Regions from separate parts of the Homo sapiens genome. Here regions 1 and 3 are each linked to region 2. The links are chromatin contacts, found by Hi-C or POLR2A ChIA-PET in ENCODE. All regions are on one chromosome and are shown on one strand. The core of a region is the stretch at or near the end of the contact, and the rest is flanking DNA. Distances in the headings are between cores, read along the strand shown. Region 1 holds the start of LCOR (ligand dependent nuclear receptor corepressor). Region 2 holds the start of PDLIM1 (PDZ and LIM domain 1). Region 3 overlaps PIK3AP1 (phosphoinositide-3-kinase adaptor protein 1).

Evidence for each region. A loop is a pair of places that touch in the nucleus more often than their neighbours do. ChIA-PET counts read pairs that join two places held with the same protein, here RNA polymerase II (POLR2A). Pooled maps may share reads with other maps.
Region 1: a pooled map shows a loop between it and region 2 (9-fold over the local background). The contact joins the promoter of LCOR here to the promoter of PDLIM1 in region 2. A Hi-C loop is called at or near these places in 1 of 37 single-sample maps with no recorded cell type and 3 of 50 pooled maps. POLR2A ChIA-PET finds 5 or more read pairs at or near these places in 1 of 52 experiments (activated B cell).
Region 3: a map with no recorded cell type shows a loop between it and region 2 (7-fold over the local background). The contact joins the enhancer-like site here to the promoter of PDLIM1 in region 2. A Hi-C loop is called at or near these places in 4 of 37 single-sample maps with no recorded cell type and 2 of 50 pooled maps. POLR2A ChIA-PET finds 5 or more read pairs at or near these places in 1 of 52 experiments (OCI-LY7).

The regions. Positions count from the first base shown.
Region 1 is chr10:96,830,471-96,834,126 of GRCh38, forward strand. It overlaps LCOR (ligand dependent nuclear receptor corepressor), which reads left to right and starts at 1,828. Exons shown (of 8, transcript NM_001346516.2): 1 at 1,828-1,929; 2 at 2,936-3,009. LOC102723665 (a long non-coding RNA gene) reads right to left here and starts at 1,988. Exons shown (of 1, transcript NR_135921.1): 1 at 162-1,988. RefSeq lists a cis regulatory region at 176-375, silencers at 1,411-1,710, 1,731-1,780, 1,791-2,510, 2,551-2,610, 2,651-2,890 and enhancers at 1,637-2,351, 2,352-3,067, 3,068-3,656.
Region 2 is chr10:95,289,530-95,293,005 of GRCh38, forward strand. It overlaps PDLIM1 (PDZ and LIM domain 1), which reads right to left and starts at 1,474. Exons shown (of 7, transcript NM_020992.4): 1 at 1,291-1,474. The coding sequence starts at 1,386. RefSeq lists an enhancer at 1-310 and silencers at 1,032-1,141, 1,162-1,261, 1,312-1,701, 1,752-1,831, 3,475-3,476.
Region 3 is chr10:96,693,449-96,697,500 of GRCh38, forward strand. The region is part of intron 2 of PIK3AP1 (phosphoinositide-3-kinase adaptor protein 1); the gene reads right to left. Among named protein-coding and RNA genes, the nearest start is that of PIK3AP1, 25 kb to the right of the region's middle. RefSeq lists a silencer at 2,061-2,110. Within about 2 kb of position 2,028, at least 5 of the 41 ENCODE cell types and tissues checked have a DNase peak (open chromatin) inside an H3K27ac peak, as active enhancers do; they include OCI-LY7, where a contact is called at or near this core.

The sequences.
Region 1 (3,656 bases), core at 578-3,077, 1.5 Mb after region 2:
TATCTTAAGTTACAAAATTGATCTCTGAAGCCTCTAGGATTCTCTGAATCCATATGTCTGGGACTAAGAGATTATGTCGAGGAATTATTACCCTTGGTTTGATTGTTTTTTAAACAAATTAACTTGGGGTGGTTGGAAAACACATTGATTATTTACTCATCTTAGAGTTACACGTTGTTCATTTATTTGAAACTGAAACGTATTTCCTCCAAACACCGTAGAAACTTAAAGGCCGCAAAAGACTCACACCCACCACCTAGCGGCGAAAAAAGGAAGTTTCAGGTGATACAAGATGTCCTGCCATCACACCTGAAGGATGGTTGTCCACAGCCATTTTTTAAAATCTCGTATTAGTCCTCTTCCTTCAACACTCAGGACAGTATTATGTACCCAGAAACTCAATACTTCCTGGCGTCTTCATTTGACAATACTCTTAAGCCAATGAAATCCTGTGGGACGTTTGCGAATTTTATAAAGATCAATGTTTTAAGATTGGCGGGGTGGGCTGGGAGTGGTGGGGGGGAAGGTGCCTTCCTACCCTTGCATTTGCATCTCAAGCCACCCGTACCCGAGGCCCACCCAGTCCATCTGTTCATTGGTAGATACACCATTCCGCCATTCCGCCAGTGGCTGGTGCAGAGAACCAGGACCACCACCTTTGAAAAGACCTAAATCAATACTCCAATGGGATCCTGATGTCAAGTATTTAACGACTTTGCTTTACCTACTACAGTAATTAAAATTAAGTCTTCAAACTTAAATTTAAATTTCTAAAAGCAGGAATGCACTGTCCTTAATCTTAAACACCAAAGGTGGGAGAAAGAGGCCAGAATCCTAGGGTACTAGGCCTACTGGTATAGGGCGATCTCTTCTGCTTTTTTCTTTCCACCCCATTTCTTTTCCCTTTCTCCTTTCGTTTCCCATCTTCTCTCTTCTCGTTCTCTTCGAAGTAACAGTGACAAAATTAAGGTGATTCAATTATTCCAAGAGGCTTGCTCATATAAAATATTTCTCTTCAAGCCCTTTCCTGAAATCCCAAATTAAAGCATTTCCAATAGTCTCTGCTTTAAGTATTCCTAGTTAAGTCTACTTTTGGAAATATTAAATATTCTCACTTTGGCACAATATTCCAAAATTCCTTGAGAAGTTCGCCTACGATCAGTCTTGCTAGTAGAAACCTTTTTTTTTTTTTATTTAAAACGCTCGATTTCCACTTTTTACTAGGTTTCCCAATGTTGGCGATGTCTCCCAATGACTTAATAACGTGTATCCACTTCACCTTTGAAAATCTTAGAGGTCAGTGCATCCACCGGCATCCGGGAATTTATTCTTATTTCTGCTTCTTAAACAGGCTCTGGGGAGGAGCAGTTTCGACGGAGAAGTTCATAGCAGCAGTTATTACGGAACTTGCAACAGTTGGTGCCGGGCGATAGGCAGGTTGGAAGTGATAAATGGGGCTGGCGTAAAAAACAAAAAGCCCCGGGGAGGGCGGGGGCAGCCGTGGCCTTGGGGGACAGTGCGAAGGCGGCGCGGGGCCAGCGGGACTGACTTCCGGCTGTGGGAAGGCGCCGTCCCGGGCGGCCAGAGGCGGCGGCAGCCGCGTAGAAGGACGGCGGGATCGCAGCCCGGCGGGCGGCGCGCGGGGCGGGTGAGCGGGCCCAGGCCGCCCCCGGGCCACGCCGGGGCCACGGTGAGGTGAGGCCGGCCCTGCCCCCGCACCGCCCCCGGCAGGAGGCGCGACGCCCGGGCCGCGGGTGCGTGCGCGGCCCCGGGCGACGCGGCTGGGCGTGCGCGGGGCCGCGGCGGAGGCTGGGCCGGGCGGGCGGCAGAAGATGGCGAGGGTGTGTAGGCGGCAGCAATGCTCCGTTGAGAGACGCGGCTTTCGGCAAGAACTGGATTCGTGGCGCCACAAGCTCATTCACTGTGTAGGTGAGACCCTCCGCCGACCGCCGCCGCCCCTCCGGCCGCCCCGCCGCCGGTCGCCCCAGACCAGGGAGGAAGCTGGGGAAGTGGCAATTGCTGCTCCGGCCCGCCCGCCCTCTTTGGCTCGAGCGTCCCCCCTTCCCCCACCCCCCGGAGTGTGAGCGCGCGCGACCTCCAGGCGGGCTCCCCTGCTCGGCCGAGCGCGCGCCGGCCCCTCCCCTCCGCGCGCCTCCCCGGGGCTGGCTCTCGGCGGGAGCGCGGGTTCCTCCCCCTCCCGCTCTCCATCCCCGCCTGCTCGCTCCCCTCCCTCCCCGCTCCCGCCCCTGCTCCCGCTCCAGGCCCGGCGCCCCGGCGCCGCCGCCGGCTTATTGTGGCGACTCGCCTCGCGGCGCTGCCGCTGTACTGGGGGAGGCGCGAGGGGCGCGGGCGTGCTCGGCCCCCACCCGCGCTGTGGCCGCCGCCGTCCTCCTCCTGCGCCACCCCTCCCCCACGCGCGGGGCGCGCCCCCGGGTCTGCGTGCACGCGCGGCGGGCTGCAGGCGGGCGCCCGGCGCTCGGGCGTGTGCGAAGCGTGAGGTGGAGATGGGGGCGGAGGGAGCTGGAGCTGTCACAGTCCCCGGGTGCGCCTGACCGAGCCAAGTGGGGTGTCATGGCCGCGGGGGGCAGCGGCTGCACTTCCTCAGCGGGCGGCGGTGGCCGGGGAGTTAATCCTCGACGCACGGGTCGGTGTGTGCGTATTTGTGTTCGGTGTCGTGCTGCGGGAGGAGGGGGTGGGACCGGGTCCGACCGAGGAGCCCCGGCGGGGGTCGCTCTCGTCCCCTCCCGGGGATTGGCCGGAGCCGCAGCCTCGCCCGAATGCCCCGTCCGCCCCCCGCCTCCCGGACCTTGGGCCGCCCTCGGGTGGCTTTTTCCCTGCGGGCCGGAGGGAGCGCGGACGGGGGCGCCCCGGGAGGGGCCGGGCGGCCGAGCTGCGCCTCTCACACTGTGTGTTTTGTCTGTTTTTCTCTCCCAAGGTCCCGTTTCCCTCTGTGCGGCGGCCGGCGGGACCATAAGGGCTTAACTCATATATTTAACCCCCCTCCAAAAAGTAAGTGGCCCGTGTGGTGTCTCCGCTCCGCCCGCCGCCCCCTAGCCCCAGTCCATCCTTGTGTCTGACTCTCCTGTCCTCCAGCATTGTTACTTCCCCGTCTTTGCTTCGGTGCTGCTGGTGTGTGGGGAGATGCCCTCTCGTCGTCCGCTGTCCCCCACGCCCAGTCCTCGGGGAGGCCCAGAATTCCAGCCCCTTCTCCCCCAGGGGAATATTCTTGGGAACCAGGTCTTTCCCGGCAGAATCTAGGAGAGTCTATCCGTTCGCTTGGGCCCCTCATTCCCTCCTTCCCGACAGGGTTTCGTTGGAAGGAATTATGCAAATCCTGCTTTCTGGTGTCCATTCAGCGGCAATTTCATGCGGTGAGAAGTTCTCTTTGTTGTGCGAGGGGGAGAACAGACACTGATTTAATAGACATATCTGTTGGGGGGAAGGGTGGAGGGGGTGTGGAGAGGCTCAGTTTGGAAGAATTACAGCACTTGGTTAGCTCAGTGTCTTTGTGTTTGAGCCTTCTGGCTTGACAGGAGGGTCTGCCCTTTACAATGTCCCACAAGGGATGTTTTCGATAATAGATTAAAAAGCAAAATTGAAACTTTAAACAAGTGAAAAATCAGGTAACCTTTACTTAAAGAATATACGCCTTTCCA
Region 2 (3,476 bases), core at 224-2,723:
ACCGGGAAAGAAGCATGGGTAGGACTGTGGCTGGCAGACAAGTCAAGAGGAGGCCACCAATTCTTCTCCTGCACCTCCCACCAAACTCCTTCAGCTGCTGGACGCAGGAGCTTGAGTCAAAAGGATCCATAAGGATATTTCCCTTTCTTCTCCACCCTTCCCCCAACCCCAAGTGAAAAAGAAGGATGTTTAGAAAGTCTGGGAGACAAGCTGAAGGGCAGCTTCAGCAGGCAGATGAGCCCAAGAATGGAATGTGCCGCCTACAGGCAAGGAGTGGCCATGGGTGGGGAGAAAGGGGACTTCTTTTTCTCCCTTTCCTCATTCGAGGTACTTACTGAGTCTCTTCTTGGTGCCCAAGCACTGAACGTGACATCTCTTAGTGGGACATCAACCTGTGTTTGGCCAGATTAAATGGCCAAAGCCCAGACCTCTGAACACTGAGTCTGGGTCTCCCTGGGGGTTTCACTTTATTAGGGGGGCAATGGTTCTGGTGGCCCCTGATTCAACGTGAGTCCTTCTAAAGATCCGAAGCCCCTCTTAGATTTCAAGCACCTCAACCCCACCCCAGGTGGACACCCCATCGCAGTATCTACTCATGCCCTGAGAAAAAAGGGCTGGTGCGGGGAGGGGAAAGAGATAATCTGGGAATGCTAGGAAGAATGACGGCGGGGCCACGTTCTGCAGAGGGGAGAATGACCAAGAGGGTTTACTTGAGTTTGTTTGTTGTGTTTATTTCCCGAATCCAGCACATTCTCCAAAAGCCATTCGAGGGGCGAGCCTCGGCCGTGGGTCAAGTCCAAAGAGCGTGTTTCGGTTGTTTTTTTAGGTTAATCCCACTTGCCCCCCACCCCAGTAAACTTCCCACCCACCCCACCTCACTTTCCAGGTCTTTCCTGTTGCGTTCGGCTGCACTGCGATCTGGGAAGAAGGGAGAAGTGCCATCTCCCAGCGCGCGGGATCTGCGGGGACCCTCGTCCCCTCGCTGGTTGACAAAGAACTAACACCCGCCCCGCCGCGCTTCCGGGGCCAAAGAACGAAAACTGCCTTCTTTTTTTCTGGCGGACACGGAGCGCGCCCGCGGCGGGCCGACCAGCCCGGGAGCGCAGCCTCCGCGAAGGGGCGGCGGGGAGCGGCGGGGCCCGGGCGCGCGGAGAGCGCTCAACTAACAGCGCACCTGGACGCGCCCGGCTGCGGTTCCGACTCCGTCCCCGACCGCGCCCGCGGGGCCCCAGTCTCCGCATATCACCTCCCATAGCGCCCCGCTTCCACGCACGTCCCAGCTGCTCTTACCCGGGAAATGGCGAGAGGCTGCTCGAAGTCCTTGCCGCCCACGAGGCGGAAGCCCCACGGCCCCGGGCCCTGGAGGTCTATCTGCTGGGTGGTCATGGCGCGGCTGTGGCGGGCGACGACCCGCGGGGACAGACGGGCAGGACGCGCGGAACAGCTTGCAGGGCACCCCCGGCGGCTGTCGGAGAAAGAGCGGCGCGGCGCGGGCCCGGGGAGCCTGGGGCTGGCGGGGGCAGGGCAACCGCGAGGGCCAGGGCGGGGGCGGCTCCGCCCAGGCCGCGTAGCCGCCCGCCGCCCCGCCCGTCCTCCCGCCCGCAGCCGCTCCCCGCCCTGCGCGCCGGCCTGGGGGCCCTGGCCCGGAGTCCCGCCGAGAGAGCGCGAGTCAGATGCGGGGCCGGGGCTCTCAGCAGCTCTGCCCGGGACCCCACACCGCCTCCCTCCCTCCTGTACGCACGGCCGCACCGCGGCTCTCGGGCCCGGGGCGGGTGCTAGGTGAGAGGGAAGCAGGTCCTGACAGCGAGACAAACTCGCGCCTCGTGCTTTGTAAAACGAGAAATTTGAAGTGCTGTGCCAAGTCAGCCCTCTGAGGTCGGCTCCGACTTCCCATTTGCTTTTTGTAATCGGTAATGATGTTTAAAAGGTGCTTTCGAACGATCTCATTTGATGCTGAGGCAACCGGGACGTTTAGTCCCATTTTACAGATGAAGTAACTGAGTCTGCTCAGTAGGTGAGAAGACTTGCCCGACGCTACACCACTCGTCAGCATCTGGACCACTGCCCGGGCCCAGTGCTGCAGAACCCCATCCTGGAACTTTTATAATGCTAATGAGACCATCACTCAGGTTATAACTGAACTTCAAGGCCTTCCTAGAAATCTTTCCTCCAGGCTGGAGTTCATGGTAGGTTCTGACCTCAACAGTTCAAACCTCAAGTTTGGGGCGGGCCAAGGGCCAAGTCAATGCAAAAGAAGAGCTGAGTCCGGGACCTGGATTCCCAGCCTCCCACCAGCTTCCTAGCCAGGCTCCCCCTGACGCCCTCCCGGTGGAGTGCATTCTCCACGCCGGACCAGACCATTTCTCATGCTGTCCATGGCGTCCCCACCTCACCACCAGTGAAAACCCAGATCCTTACAATGCCTACAAGGCCACCCCTAGAATGGCCCCAACTCCCTCTCTGACCCCAACTCCTCCTGCCCTTTCCTCACCTGCCCCCCAGTCTGCCAGGCTGTGCTCCTTGCTCCTAACTCAGGGCCTTGCCTCAGGGCCCTGTCTGCAATGCTGTTCTCCCAGACATCCCCACCACTCTCTGTCATTTTCTAGGGGCCGGACACGTGGCTCACGCCTGGAATCCCGGCACTTTGGGAGGCTGAGTCAGGAGGATCAGTTGAGCCCAGGAATTCTAGACCAGCCCCAGCAACACGGCAAGACCCTGTCTCTACAAAAAAATTTAAAAAAATAAAAATTAACCAGGTTTGGTGGGGCACACCTGTCCCAGCTTCTAGGGAGACTGAGGTGGGAGGATGGCTTGAGCCGGAGAGGTCAAGGCTGCAGTGAGCTGTGGTCGTGCAACTGTACTCCAGCCTGGGTGACAGAGTGAGACCCTATCTCAAAAACTAAAAAATAAAAAAAATGCAAATGTCATTTTCTGAGGTCATCTCTGAGCATCATTTAAGATATCCTCTCTAGAATGCTCTATTACCTTCCCCTGCCTTATTTTTTTCTTTTGTATGTATCACCATCTGGCATTCTCTATATTTTGTATATTTATTTGTTCCACCCCCACTCTTAAGCATTAATTCCATAAGGACAGGGGTTTTTATCTGTTTAGATCACTGCTGTGCCCCAGTGCCTAGAATAGTGCCTGGCACATAGTACTTAATGTATATAACACATTGGCCATCCTCAGGACCACTTACCCTCTCTGGGCCCAGTTTCTTCGCAGTTTTCTTGGCACCCATTCATCCTGGTACCCAGGCCCCAGCACAGTGCTTGGCATAGAGCCCATGCTCAATGAGTTTGTTCCCTGTGCAGCTCTGTCTCCCTGTGATCCTGGCCTACCTACTGAAGAGCCCTGTGCACAGATTTACACATAAAAAGATTATCTTGCTTGTCCAATTGTGTGACAGCACAAATGCCTATGTTTGGGAATAGTTTGTTTGCTTTTAGAAATCCAAGTGGAGGGCCGGGCAC
Region 3 (4,052 bases), core at 778-3,277, 1.4 Mb after region 2:
ATGGATGGATGGATGGATGGATGATTTGTGTGTGTACTCCTCGTTCAGCCTGCCACTAAAATGTTGAATACTTCTCCAGATAAGCTGACAAATGCAGGGTAGAGGAAGAGCTTCTTCTCTGATGCCAATACTTCTGTTCATAAACCTTCACGTAACACTTTCTTGGAAGTGACATTGCTCTGTTGACTCATGTCTTCAACTAAAGCCACCAGATCTTACATATGCTACTCTTAAAATACATATCCCTTTATCCTGTTCTTGTGCAACTGTTGGACTCTGTGCAGAATTTTATATTGATCCTTATTACTTTGCAACAGACACACATTTAGAATGTAAAATCTGCAAACTGCGGGAACATATTAATATATGCACATCAGCATCACTGCTGTCTACAAACTTAAGAAGTAAAATGCTAATTTTAAAATTAAGTGCTTGAATAAAGCTACTCTAAAAGTTTAGATAGTCCTAATTACTACTATGAAAAAATGACTGCCCTGCCTGAAAGCCATAGTTAACCTGGGCTCTAGGATACCATTAAATAGCCAAGCATGTAACATTTGCCATAATTACAAGCTGGGCCTTTTCTTCTCTTTTTCAAGATGGTTGCTCAGGACAGTCATTTTTTTCTTTAAAGGATGCTGTAAGGACCTATCAAAGAGGCCCCCATGATATCTCAGGTCTGCTTTATGATTCAAAGGGAGCATCCTTCATACCTCTGGATACTCCTGGCATTAAGTAATAGGGTAACACTGTTTAGTGTCCCTCTCCTGCTAGGACACATAAACTTCACAATGGCAGGGGGTGCATCTGACTTTTTCATCAAGTCTCCCCTGGATCTTGCACAGTGCTGCACCCATGGCAGACACTCCATAAACTCAATAAATATTTGATGAATATAAACATAAATTTACAGTCTCATCTATGCCACTAACTGTGTAATACTGGGCAAGTCATCTAACCCCTCTGGGTCCTACTTTGTTCATTTTAAACTAAAGGGATTAGTCCAGATGATCCCAAAGTTTCCTTTTCCCTTCCCTCCCCTCCCCTCCCTTCCCCTCCCCTTCGCTTCCCTTCTCTCCCTCCTTTCTTTCTTTTTTTTTTTTTTTTCAGGGTCTCCCTCTGTTGCCTAGGCTGGAGTGCAGTGGGGCTGTCCTAGCTCACTGAAGTCTTGGATTCCTGAGCTCAAGCGATCCTCCCACCTCAGTCTCTCAAGTAGCTGGGACCACAGGTGCATGCCACCACGCCTAGATAATTATTTTACTTTATTTTTGTAGAGATGGAGGTCTTGCTATATTGCCCAGGCTGGTCTCAAACTCCTGGGCTCAAGCAATCCTCCCGCCTCAGCCTCCCAAAGTGCTGCACTGGCCCTTTTCTAATGTTCATATTCCATATTTCCATCTTGTTGACTCAATGGCTTCTTGCCTCTGTTTCCCCATCAAAGACTCTAAAGCTAGATTGTTTTGCAGAGTATGGGCAAGTTTTAATCACATGCATGCCCCGGACCATGGGAAAGACTAGGGCAAAACACTGTTTTAAAGGATTTCTATAACCTACGGGGATTCCTAATTCAAGTGACTACAAAATAAAAATAAATATTTAGTCTGCCAAATAACTATACAGTTATTTCAGCATTACATTTTTCCAGAAAAAAATCTATAACACAAAAACACAATCACAGTCAGAGATCTTTTCTGGCAACAAACTCAGGCTTTGAGCAAGGATATTCAGAAAATTTTAGAAAATAAAAGGAAAACCCTGGTTCAGAACAAGTTAACAGGTTGGTTCTGTTTGGAATACTAAATGCCAGATCCTGCAACAGAAATGTTTTCCCACATTTCACATGCTCTAAAAGCCGAGTCAACTGCTAGTGCTAATATTATTCTATCTGCTAGTTATGATGAACGTCCTTCCTATCTTATTGCAAGCTTTAACTGCAACTACAGCCTCAAACATTAGCTGTACATGTAAAAAGAAACTTATTTTAGTCTAATTTAAAAGTAGAGCATTTTCATTTCATCATCAGCCTCCCCCGCTATTTCCTGTGTTATCAGATGTTGGAGAGTAAACCAGCAGTCTGTGAAACTGGCAAGCTGGTAGACAAAATAGGCATATTCAACCAGCATTTTCTTAAATAAGAACCTAAGATGGTCTGACTTCTTAATGGTGATGGAGAAGATGCACATATTCAGAAGTTATAAACCCAGAAGAAAAAGTACCAAGGAATTCCCAAAATGACTAACCCAATTCTAGAGGTTTCCTCCAAAACTCTATAGATTGCCTCACTTTTATGCTCTCCTTTAAAAAAAAAAAAAGACACAGCCAATTTAATCTCTGCAGAGACAGACCTATACATATCCCAAGGAACTAACAATTCCAATTGTTAACTAGCTCCTAGACTGGCATACTTAATTCTTCTGTGGGACAGGTTGTTGTATCTGGCACATTTTTAAGTATGGACACAGAAAAATACATGTGCTGTGTAGGCTCCTGTTTGAACTTGAAGAGTAATTTTCTGTTTAGAAACACCCTATGTTACCGAAGACAAATTTGCTCCATGGAAATGGTTGACAATCCAAAGGGCATCAAGCCTCTACATAAGATGCTCATGGGAGGGACATCTTTTCTGCAACTGGGACATTCAAAATGGTCCCAAGAGTTAGGAAAATGGATAATAACTCATGAATATACTCACTCCTCCAGTCATCCATCCAACCACCATTTACTAGGCATCTACCACACATAAAACATTGTCAGTAAGAGACCAGTATTGTTTTTCTAAACGTAAACAGTGAAAATTTTAAAAGTCCCCAAGTTTTTCCCCACAGAACAGGCAATTTTGATCAATTACTGATTTTGTTAATTTTTCTGTGTCTTAGAAAACCAACTGTCCTATTTCAGTCTAAATTTTACCAAACTGGCTGAAACTGAAAATTTTCTGCCCAGAATGAAGACCATATGACAAGCCCTATTGTGGTTTCAATAATTTCTCCAATGGGCAGATCAAGAATCATTTAAGGCATTAAATCATCCTCTTTCCTGGGCCATCTCAGACCTACTCTGGGTCATGTGAATGGCTGGTGGAAACCAAATTGAAAAGCTGCGAAAACATCCTGTAATAACAGGGAAATTAACAAACCCATTCTGTAATGCATATTTACCCCCATTTCCTCTGCCCCCATTATCTTTCTATGAACCCACATGCATAAATCTTCATGCAGACCATAGTAAACAGTACATGTAAAATGTTAAATACATACATTCCTTCATATCCACACAGATAATGGTATAATGTGATATACTCCTAAGACTCAACTTGAGCTAATGTCCATAAACAGAAAGTTATTATTAATGCATTTAAAGTTTCATTTAAAATTCTATTGTGAAGGATAATTTGTTAGCTGAAGTGAATACACTACCATACCTTGATAGGATTTGGAAAAATATTAGATCGAGACCCAGTAATGAAATGCAAGGTATGTAAAATCACACATAGTTGGAATTAAGAAATTTCATGGTTGTAAATGTCTGAGATGTCAACATATTTTTCCCATAAGCATTTTAAAGAGAACAAAAATAGATACAGAGTGGCCAAGTGAATTGCCTCAGGTGGCTCAACCAGTTTCTGTAATCTGGAAATACACACCCTTATTCTCTTACTGATTGTCATAAAGATTGTAGTAACCTAAGAAGACATCAGCCTAAATTTGACAAGAGTCAAAATATGACTCCGTGATAAGTAGCTGTTCTCTCGTTATAGGTATTAGCCCACCCCGAGTGAGTGACGGTGCAGTCATTACAGCAATAACACAAACCAATACCATGTTGCTTCCACTTATCACATCACCCTAATGAAGCTAAGGAAAAAGGCCACCAGGTCTGTACACGCGAACTTAACTTGAAGTGTACCCTACTTGGATTATCTGAGTGCAAGCCCAACATCTTCCTCTAGAGTCTATCATTTTTCTCTTCAAAATTCCTAACTAAAAGTAAAACAGGCTGGGTGTGGTGGCTCATGCCTGTCATCACAACACTTTGGGAGGACAAGGGGAGGA